2 separate regions of the Homo sapiens genome follow, and region 2 is linked to region 1. The links are chromatin contacts, found by Hi-C in ENCODE. All regions are on one chromosome and are shown on one strand. The core of a region is the stretch at or near the end of the contact, and the rest is flanking DNA. Distances in the headings are between cores, read along the strand shown. Region 1 has its middle 47 kb from the start of LINC02272. Region 2 overlaps PDGFC (platelet derived growth factor C).

The links. Hi-C counts contacts between places; a loop is a spot of excess contacts on that map.
Region 2: a loop to region 1 is called in a map of MCF 10A, with 2.1 times the contacts of the local background. The contact joins two enhancer-like sites. A Hi-C loop is called at or near these places in 3 of 168 maps with a recorded cell type or tissue (MCF 10A, chondrocyte and mammary epithelial cell).

Annotation. Positions count from the first base shown.
Region 1 is chr4:156,592,613-156,598,441 of GRCh38, reverse strand. No RefSeq gene overlaps it. Among named protein-coding and RNA genes, the nearest start is that of LINC02272, 47 kb to the left of the region's middle. RefSeq lists an enhancer at 1-227. Within about 2 kb of position 3,626, at least 3 of the 41 ENCODE cell types and tissues checked have a DNase peak (open chromatin) inside an H3K27ac peak, as active enhancers do.
Region 2 is chr4:156,768,023-156,773,445 of GRCh38, reverse strand. PDGFC (platelet derived growth factor C) reads left to right here. Exons shown (of 6, transcript NM_016205.3): 4 at 553-760. Among named protein-coding and RNA genes, the nearest start is that of LINC02272, 130 kb to the right of the region's middle. RefSeq lists enhancers at 1,755-2,049, 1,707-2,208. Within about 2 kb of position 1,970, at least 11 of the 41 ENCODE cell types and tissues checked have a DNase peak (open chromatin) inside an H3K27ac peak, as active enhancers do.

The sequences.
Region 1 (5,829 bases), core at 2,377-4,876:
AACAGTTTAAATTAAGTACCAGAGCTAAATCTCTCACATGACTTTCTGAAAAGATGAGGAATGAAATTATCAGCACAATTAGAAGTCTTGAGTCTGCTGGGTCAGGGGACAGGAGAGGAATTCTTGGCACAAAAGAACAGGAAGCACAGCAACTCGGCCATATATGGAGGAGGGGTGAGCCTTTCAAGCAAAATTACTATGACCTCAAAGCTTCTGCTACTCAGACAGCTGTATTGAATTCTGTTCAATGCCAAAGTAGTACCTTAAGCCAGTTTATCTGGTTTGGCTTTGAAGTGGCAATAAAAACCAGGAGCCTCCTGACCTGGGTCATTTCTAAAAGGAGTTGTTTTCTTTCAGCTTTTCCAATTTTAAGAGCAGTTACACTTACAGGTGTGTGTGTGAAAGAGTGTGGTAAAGGGAACATTTGCTAACACGGAAAATGTGAAAGAAGTCTAGGAATCTTCCAAATGTATTGTAGATTTGGACTTTAAGCAATCTCAATATGAACAGTGAATACAATGAAATAAAGCAAACATAATTTGCAATCAGATGCAATAGACAAACATGTTTAGACCAACCTCGCTGATTTTATTCTTTAGTGACTTGTTGCATCCAAATGGACTTCTTGGATTGGAAACTCCATTCACATGGAAAGAGAGTAAACAGCGCATGCAAAGTCCCATTTTGCAAGCAGAAGTCTTTCAATGTTTTGGCAAGTAACTTTGCTATTTGGATGCATTCTACTCCAGCTAGTCCTTCTGGGAAACCTAAGGCATCATTCTTACCTACTGTTGAAAAGAAGGAAAGGCACCATTTCTGAGATGGTCCAAAATCGACTTTGCAAAGAGTTATTCAACAGTAGTAGTTTTTGGAAAATGTAATAGCCATCATTTGTCCTTGTAGGGAACAATGTTCCACTCCATATATTTTATAGGTTTTTTTTCAGCTCATTTTATTGCTGCTAAAAGTATACTGGCCAGTCCATTATGCATTATAGTGGGCAAAATAATAGGTGACAATAACATCAGGTTAGTTTCTAGGATTTTTTAAAATTAGCTTTATGAAAATATAACAAAGTAAGAGGTTAAATTAATTAGCTAAAATAAATTCTTTGTATTTAACTGAGAAATTCAATGTCTAAGGAGTTCCAGAGCATTCTTCCATATGGTCCACTTTACCTGGACAAGAAGATCCTATGCAGATGCAAACCAGACTGTCTTATCACTAATCCCATTTCTTTAAGACCCTTTATAAAAATAATGTACGCTTGCGGCTTAAAGTCAAATTCCTTTAACTGAAGACAAGCTTGGATTGGGAGCATTTCCTGTGCCCTGCCAGTTGGTGTAGTATGTTTTATTGGATAGCAGAACTCTGTAATGCATTTCAACTCACTCGATAAAGTCTATCCTGTTCTCTAAGAGAAGAGTCCATTGTTTTTGGTTATTTGCCTTCCTAATCATAAACAATGTAAAATTGGTTATAATTTATTGCTGTAAAGTTTGCATTACCCTCTTGAGCAATTGCTAATGTTCCCCTTTTTCCACTTCTTCCTCATCCTCATATTAATAGACAATATAAGCAACTTCCTACAAAAATACTTTCAGGATTTCTTCTAATACATTTATTTCCCATAAAAATTACACCAAAAGCACATTAAAATAATCAGCACAGCTGACTGATTTTCATTAGGCTGCTTCTAGATTATTTTAGGTTTTGACGATGAAAATCATTTACTCTCTTTGTGGCTTTAAGCACAGGTCTGCCTAATGACAGACAGATGCTGGGACTTGGATGCCGACTTTCTCTGTATATGCAGAGAATCTCTGCTGACCTAGAAATGAGGTAGTTGTTGCCTATATACTCTGTGGCAGACTCCTGGAGAAGTCATTCAATAGGAAACTTAAAAAAAGAAAAAAAAACCTTTACCCAGAAGATATTTACTACAATAAGATTCAAATTACCAAAGATTTTATCTTCTGGACTATTATTTTTTGAACCTCATTTTGATTCTGCACCTCAATATCATTGAGCAGAGAGGAGTTTTTTTTTCCCCCCATGTAAGCACTAGATTTATTTTTGAAACAAATTAGAATTCATTGCAGAAGGGAGTACTGTGGGAGTTTGGAGTGTAGTATTTTGGCAAGAAGCACATGAGAAACTTTCACCCTGGGTATTTCTGGTCCCACTGGAGAGGAATACCAGGAATGCGGTGCCTCAATCTGTTCTCACAAGACTTGTGGCTTGAAATTCACACACCCACAAGGTTTAGATAAGAGTCTACCCTGAGCTTGGTCCTTGTGGATGCTTCTCTAAGGCTTAAGAAGCATTTCCACCTTTCGATGGGTCTCCATCCCCATCTAGGCTGATATTTGTGCAGTGCAATAGTTGTTTTCTCATTAAGAAGAGGAAACAATGAGAGTGATGGAGGAAAAGTCAATGAAAAGCATGCCCTGCTTTGCGTTAAAAAAAATTTCTGGTAAAAATGTCAGTATACAACACATAAAAATTTCATTGACCTGATTCTACTCTTTCCTACTTTTGTTCCCACCCTACCAATAATCCTGTTTTGGAAGAAGGCTGCTTTACATAAACTCTAAATCTTATTTTCTTATGAGTGTTTTCTCGTGAGTCTTCTCACTCCTTTCTTTTGCTTCATTGATTTTGTAGAAAGGCTGCTTCAGAAATCAGCCACCTGCTCAGATTGCCTAGATGATAAAATTAAGCTCTCAACTGGTGTGAGCAGAAGTTTCAATAAAAAAATTCAATTCAGAATTCTACTCAAAGGTATATTGAGTTTAGACCATGGGATATGCTTTAGCTTCAGAACTAATTGCTTCTCAGGGAATCAATTATGTTAGGTTGATCAAATGTGACTGTAGGGGGACATGTATGTTTATTGACCAAGAGTTATATGGCAGGCACAATACTAGCTGCCAAAATAATGGGAATGGCTCACATTTATATTGTGATTACAGTGTACGGTCATGTTCTAAGCACATTGATCCTTACTACAAATCAGAGAAAATGTTGCTGTTGCTTTTTCTATTTTGTAGATGAGGAAACAGAGAGGGGTTAAAACATCTTTACCAGGACACACAGCTGTATGTAGCAGGACTGGGGTTTATACCTAGCATTTTGGCTCCAGAATTTATGCTCTTAATCACTCTACTGTGGTGTGTTTGTGTGTGTGTATGTGTGTTCGTGGGTGTGTATGTATTTTGCAAACAGTTTTATGAATCATTGTTTGAAAGAGGATATTTATTTTTGCCCCTGTTCAGTTATTTTCTGTTACCAACTGTATTACAGTCAGTACAGACTGTTTTGGTGTGCAACACATTACATCAAATCTTACTGGTTTGAAAAAAATGAATATTTCTGATCAGATCATTTCTCTGAGTTAAGAATCAGAGCACACCTACCTCGCTGGGTTTTCTGCCTCAAAGTTTCTTATAGTGCTGCAGTTTAAGTGTTGGCAGGAGCTTCAGTCTTATCTGAAGACGTAACTGGGAGAGGATCCTTCCAAACTCATTCTTGGTGGTTGTCAGGCTTCAGTTCCTCACAGGCTGTTGTTCTGAGGGCCTCAGTCTCTTGCTGGCTGCTGGCCAGGGTCCTCCTTCTGGTACTTGCCATGTGGGCTCCCCGTAGGCAGCTCACAACATGTCAGCTGGCATAAAGTATGATTTATTACAGCAGATATAAAATGTTTGTGTAGAATAAACCTGTTTTACTAAAATAGGTTAATTCTGTGGTGTTTATTCATTTGAACATAATTTGTATATTTTAAAGGCCCATGCAGTCATCTGTTTGGTAAAGGTGTTAGAAGGTAGTGTTTACTAGCAACATGCATGTTTAGAAAGTCTTTTCTTAGTCTTCAAGTAGCAGAGTCTACACTGTAGACCACACAACAGGTGTGAAATCAGCCTTTGTTAACTAACTGAATTTCTCAATCAAAACAAATCAATTCCACTGTATTTTAGATTATAAGTGAGTTATAGTCGGTAAGGATAAAGATTATTTCTTTATTTGTTTACATTTATATATATATAGGTTAAATACATAATTAAAAGGAAATATTTAAAGTTCTGACTCTTTCAAGTATTCAAGCATTGCTAATGTGCTTTAACCTTATTCATCCTGCACTCTAGATACATTTTTTTTTAAAAAAAAATGTTTTTTGTGTGTGTGTGATCACAGCATAGCCATTTATAAAAATAAGTTTCCAACTTTCCAGAGAACACAGGTGACAAGTGTTATTTGATGTATAAAGTAAGAGTATCATCAAGATGTTTACCTTCTTTCATTTATTGAGAATTTCTATGGATGAAGATTTATGCTCAGCTCTGTGGAGGATTCAAAAATAAATCCAGTCTCTGCCTCGTGGAAAGATTTAGAGCATTGAAATCAGAGAAACACAAAGTAATGTACTATAATTTCTCTGGGCTTCAGTTTTCTCATCTGTGTAACAAAACAACATTAATACTAATTTAATGTTTTATAAAACACTTAAGCTACATAATATATGTGATGTTTCTTGAACGTAATGAAGGTTTAATAAACACAACTGCTCACCTTGCATCTCTATGGCCATGTCTACTTGTCACTATAGGAGCTAGTAGGGGAGAGAGGACAATGGCTCAGATAATTGAAGCACAAGGTAGAGAGTGGCAAATGCCATATGAAAAGTAGATAAATTAGGAGTTTAGAAAATGAAGATATGTTTTTTTGGAATTGTTTCAAGATGATGGACTGAGCATATTACACAGACTCTGGCTCCCCCAATAGACCTTTAGAAAATATGGAAAATATATTGTTTGTGGAAAGTTAAGTTAAAAATGAGTTTAAAATAATTTGGATTGTTGTAAAGGATAGATTTTTTTTTCTGTATCTTTTGTAAGTTTGAGTTTCTGCCTATCCTGTGGGAAGGAGTCTTCATATTGATGGTCACTCTAATTCTGTCTTGGATGACTTAATAAAGTTTTCCTCCTAGCTCCAAAACAAGGTATAAGGACTGTAAATATTTATTGCAAAAATGAGAAAAATAAAAATAACACAGTAAATGCCAAACAAGTAAAACAAATATATAATTTTGCGTCTAGATAATTTATAAACTCCATATAATTAGAAATAAAAATATTGACCTCTGAATAGACAACCCATGGATTGGGAGAAAATATTTGCAAAGCATACGTCTGATAAGGGCTAATATCAAAAATATATCAGGAATTCAAACAACTGAATAGCAAGGAAACAAAACCCAATCAAAAAATGTGCAAAGAAACTAAATAGATACATTTCAAAAGAGGATATACAAATGGTCATCAGATACAAGACACTATGCTTTTCATCGCTGGTCATCAGGAAAATGCAAATGAAAACCATAATGAAATATTATCACACACCTGTTAGAATGGGTATTACCAAAAAACAAGAGATGTTAAGTGTTGGCGAGGAGGTGGAGAAAAGGAAACCTTTGTACATTATTGGTAGGAAAGTAAATTAATATAGTTATGATGAAAACCGTTATGGAGGTTCCTTAGAAAATAGAACTATCATATGTTCCAGTAATCCCCTTTCTGGGTATATGACCAAGGGAATTGAAATCAGTATGCTGAGGAGATATTTGCACTCCCATGTTTATTGCAGCATTATTCACAATAGCCAAGACATGGAAGCAACCTCTCCATCATCAGATGAATGAGTAAAGTTTGGTATACATACCTAATGAAGTATTACTCAGCCTTGTAAAAGGGGGAAATCATGTCATTTACAACAGCATGGATGAACCTGGAGGACATTATGCTAAGTGAAAAAAGCTGGCACACAAAGACA
Region 2 (5,423 bases), core at 721-3,220, 180 kb before region 1:
ATTAAAAATATATTGTAGGCAATTTATTAAGCTGATCTTTTATGATTTAGATATTTTCTATCTTGATTAATAAGTTCTTTAATGTCAAATGATTTCTAACTATTTTGTTCTAGATCTTTTGGGTTAATTATTTCTTATTCCATTTTTAATTTATGTGACACTAATTTGCATAACTACCAGGTAATTTTTCAGATTAAGGAAAATGAAAAGTGGAAAAGAAAAGGAAAATTTGGTAAACTGTATTATAGTTTTCATTCTAAGTTTGTAATTGAACCATGAAGATATTTTTAATTCTTTTATATGACCAAAAGATATCCATATCCCTCACGGTTGGTGGTAATGAAAATTAATGTCTTTCTCATTGATTTTACAGGAAATCTATCAGAGTTCATCTTCATGAAGTCTTTGCAGAGTAGTTATTTCTAATTGGATTCAATACAATTTCCCTTCACACATATTTCCAGCCTCAGTCTTTATAATTTCTTGCATATGTCCAGAAGGAATACATTGTCGTTTTTAAAACAGTTAACACAGGATTCATTTTACTTTCAGCAATTCACAGAAGCTGTGAGTCCTTCAGTGCTACCCCCTTCAGCTTTGCCACTGGACCTGCTTAATAATGCTATAACTGCCTTTAGTACCTTGGAAGACCTTATTCGATATCTTGAACCAGAGAGATGGCAGTTGGACTTAGAAGATCTATATAGGCCAACTTGGCAACTTCTTGGCAAGGCTTTTGTTTTTGGAAGAAAATCCAGAGGTAAGCTCCCTCTTCAGATTAGAACCTCATTTAATTTTCTTAACAGCTAATGTTTCAGATTCTTCTGCCACAGCTTCTAAAGGGTAGAGTTTAAAATTCATCAGTGATATATTCAATACATTTTCTTATCATTTGAGCATATTTATATATTGAATAATAATATATACAAAAGGAGGAACTTAGTTATAACCCAGTGGGTGTGGAAAATTGAAAGGGGGATACTTCTGAAAATTCCAGTTATATATTATCTTCAAAAATATCATTTTGATGAAGTCCTTCATTGCATTTTACAAAAATCACTGCTTACTCAAACCTAATACTTGGAATATGTTGATTTTGGGACTCAAAAGAAATTATCATAGCTGCAAAACCAGGTTAGGGATAGAAAAAGGGGATCCTCTACAAAAATGTTTGTCTACAGTATCTCCCATGGGTCAGTATTATATGACTTTGCATTTTCTAAGCCTAGACAATTCTAAGAACTATGAAAAATGGCAACGACCCAACATAAAATAGAATTCATAGTTTTCAAGGCAGGATTCATAGCAAGAAAACAAGAACCTAAAAGAACCCACACCATAATAATTTTTAACTATATAAATTTGCTGTTGAAATAATCACTTTTGCCCATATGGGTGTATCTTTCTCTAAGAGTGAAAGTGATGTTAATTAAACCTAATTCTGCATGGCCAAGAAATTGGAAATAATCTTAACTGAGTTTTCTATAAAATTACCTAATTTTTTTAGTAACATTGGAATTGGAAAGCATCCATAGCAGACACAAATGAAAACGTATAGAAATAACTGTTTAATTACAATGCACTCAAAATATCTGTTTTAGTCTGTCAGAAACAGTGAAATCGACTGCTTTGGAGAATGCAGTGACAGCCTAGAGAATTTATATGAAAGGAATAATGTTCGGTTAATTTGAGCCATTCACAAGGGCAGATTGCACCAGACTTGCTCTTCTAAACCTTGTCAGAAGGAAACCCGATTCCTGCCCTTTCCTGCTCTAAGAGTTGCAGCTTTTTTGGATCATGAGCTTTAATCTCAGCAGGTCATGTTCAGACTTGCCCAGCCCTGGTATTTCACTATGCCAACAGACGTGGTTTCCTTTTGGCAATATTTGAAATCAGTGTTCAAGTGCCTGGGCAGTTGAGTCCTGTCCAGATGCTGAAAGCTGTTACATATTTATAAGATTTGATCTTGATGAATAACTTGATGAATAACTTACGAGCAACACTTCCCTTCCCTCCCACTTAGGAACAGGAAGATGAAGATCTGCAAGACTAGCTGAAATATCCATGAATAGAGCCCTTGTTAGCAAATTTGAAGTTGATTATCATGTTGATCTGTAAGAAGCAGGGGCAGTGAATCAGGTTCTAAACTGAGATCTAGTTTTTTGACAGCTGATTTCTGGATTTGAGCCTAAAAACCTCCCTTCTAGCCAAGGCTTTATGCCTGAAAATGTACGCCTGGTGCTCAAAGATTTGGCCAGAGGCTAGCCTGCATTCAAAAGCATCGGAAGCTGAACAGATCTTTCAGATATTCATTTAACACTTTCAAAATTGAAGCCCTTTGCAGTTTTCCAAATTTATTAACTTTTTAAGCATGCAAAAAGTGTGAGAAAAGCAGTGTACATTTTTGGAACTTTACATAAACTAAAATACAAGTGTAGGATAACATCTATATAGACAAAACCAACTCCCCTCCTGAGAGTATCTCTACAAAGGAATAAGGAGTCAAACTTTTAAAAGCTTCTAATTAGACATTGAAATAGATTTCCCACAGAATAAACATCACAGTGTTACCACATTCATCTTAGAAAGACCACCCTCAGATTACATTACAGTAATAGACTATCTTTGGACTGAATATCTTAAAAGAATGAACAACTAACAAAGAAAAATATTACTGTTTTTTGTAGCAAAACGTATAATATTAATGACATTTGCATTTAAAAATAATGATTTTGGTTGGTGATGTGCTCAAAATCTGCATTCTTTAGAAAAACAAACTAATACCTGTATTTGTTTTCTTAGGAGATAATTATGAAAAGGAAAAAAATCTGAAGACCAACTTTTACAAATATTTGGCAGAGGGAAACTTCTTTAATATTATTATAGTTAAGCTATTCAAAAAGTATCCTTTGGTACATTATCTTTCTTTCTTCTTTTCCTTTTTCTCTTTATTTGCCTTCCCCCCCCAAAAGTACTATACAATGTTTCAAGAATGTATGACATATGACTTAACTTAATGAAGCTTATATGCGTTTGAAGCCTTAGCAGTAGGCAGCATAAATTTCAAAATGAAATGCCAAATTTAAAATCCTTAGTTATATTTTTAGAAAACTGTGGACTGCATAAATGCTTTACTTTTTTTTCTTTCACTTTCTTCCTCTAGTTCAGGGTTTTCATTCATACCTTGCTACTGCTACAAAAAAATACTGTATTTTCTAAGTCAAGCTTAACTAGTACGTAAAAAGGGCTTTTGACTTTTGTGTCAAACATGATAAATGAGTGGAAGCTAAGTTAAAAGTGTGTTTAAATTTTCACATTGTAGCAGGTATCACAACTAAGTTCACTTGGGAAATCTGTCTAACCTTTTATTGTGGTTAAGTAAACATTTTAAAGGAAACGTATACAATCTCATTTTCTATTATCATGAAATAGCATATTTAAAACTACTTGACATAGGTGAATATGCTTTGAGAGCTGAGAGCTTCTTCACTCACATTCTAAAGAAGTATAATTCTTAAATAAGCATTGAAGACTTTGGCAACCAGATTTTGTGTTTGTGCATATTTTAAGTCTTCTTCCTCCTTGCCCAGGCATTAAATACTAGAGAAAAGCTTCAAATAAGCTCATATATAGTTTTAACAATTAAAGAGGAATGTATGCATATACTATTAGATCAGCAAAATGAAACCAGGTAAAATATGTGATACCATTTAGCATAATGAGCTCATTACTTTTATTAGGGATAAGTTGGCCTATTCAGAGCATTTGAAAGAAGGATTTGCTTTAAATATTTAAAAGCTTTGCCTTCACAGGATCATTTTCAGATTAAAAAGAAATCTTTCAGTAGCCAAATGAAACAATGACTTTCCCTTGAGTTAGAAAAATAATTTTTTAGCTGAATAAGGTGTTGAAATGGACTCATTGAATTGGGATTTCTTTGGTGCTTTCCTATACTTGACTCAGGTTTTAGTCTATCATATAGTTTACATACATTTCTAATTTACAATTACCTATGCATAATTTTATAATACGTTTCTTAAAATACTTAAATTATCAAAGACAATTAAGACAATATAAGTATTAAAAACACCTGATCACATGTATAACAAATCCAAGAAAATAAGCATTTGATTCTTACCTTGTCACTTAAAAATTAATAAAACTTAGCTTTTAATTTAAAAAATTGGATTACATCGTGATTATTTCTACTTGAAGCCATCTTTAACCAGAAAATAGCTTTCTTTTTTTTCATTCATGTCTGTGTTATCCATATTAGTGGAAAGGTATTTAAGTAGGTTTATTATATTTTAGATAATATTTCTAAATTTTTAAAAAACTTTATTAGGAGAAAAAAACCCTGAAGGCATATATGTTATCTGAAAGTATTCAATCTCATTGGAATTGCTTTATTTGAATATTTCTAGGGGAAAAAAATAGGCAGAGATGTAAGGCAGAAAATAAATTATATTAGAAGTCTTTATCCTAATAGTAATTACCTACTATTCATGTGATATGTATAAATTCACATTGAACATGGCATGTTATTTCGATATAATTTTCCTGAGGCAGAATCATTTTGTAGTTAAAAACAATGGTTCTTTGAGGATTTACTGCAATAAAGAATATTTTGTTAGGTCCTCAAAAGTAGGTATTCTTCATAGAATAAAGCACAAACAGCATAGTTAACCAACTTGCTAAAGGAGTAGAGGCTGGGGTTATAAATTAGATAAATTAAACATTTCTTCCACCCATTAGCAGGGGAAGGATAGGTATCTGAAGGAGTTTAGTTTAGTTAGTCTGAATTTCCAAGATGGGAAATCATTCAATGCATTTGAAGCATTGCCTTCCAACAACTTCTGCTCTTATAAAGTATGTCATTTTTTTTCACTCATGGTCTACACAGCTGTCTTCAAATGTGCGTTCTCTTCATGCTTTTTTTATATTTTATGATGGTTATTGCCATAGAGATTATAGAAAGAGCTGTTGACACATTTCAATAAATTGTTCTTCACTAATTGTATGAGCCTAAAATCCTTTTAAGAATTATACTTGTTTTTTAATCAAAGCATTCATCATCTTGCATTTTATTCTTCTCTCCTGTGTTCTCCATGTCTATTTTTTTTTTTTTTACTAAGGTTAAAACGTGTGGCCTTTTTTGTCTGTATAAAGTTTCCTATTTATAGCTTTCAACTGTTTTGTTGGCTCTGTTCTTAATATTACACAATGGCATCTCTTTACTGGTCGCTAAGTCATAATGAAGCTTTGTTTGCTATGAACTAGAAGGTCCAATTTGTAGTTGTATATCTCTAAAATCTACTTACAATAAGAGCGGATATTGTTATGGATATTGTTCATGAAATAACGTAAGATTTCTTTATGAAAAGAGCTTAATGAAATACATTCAGGCTCAAAGCATCAACATC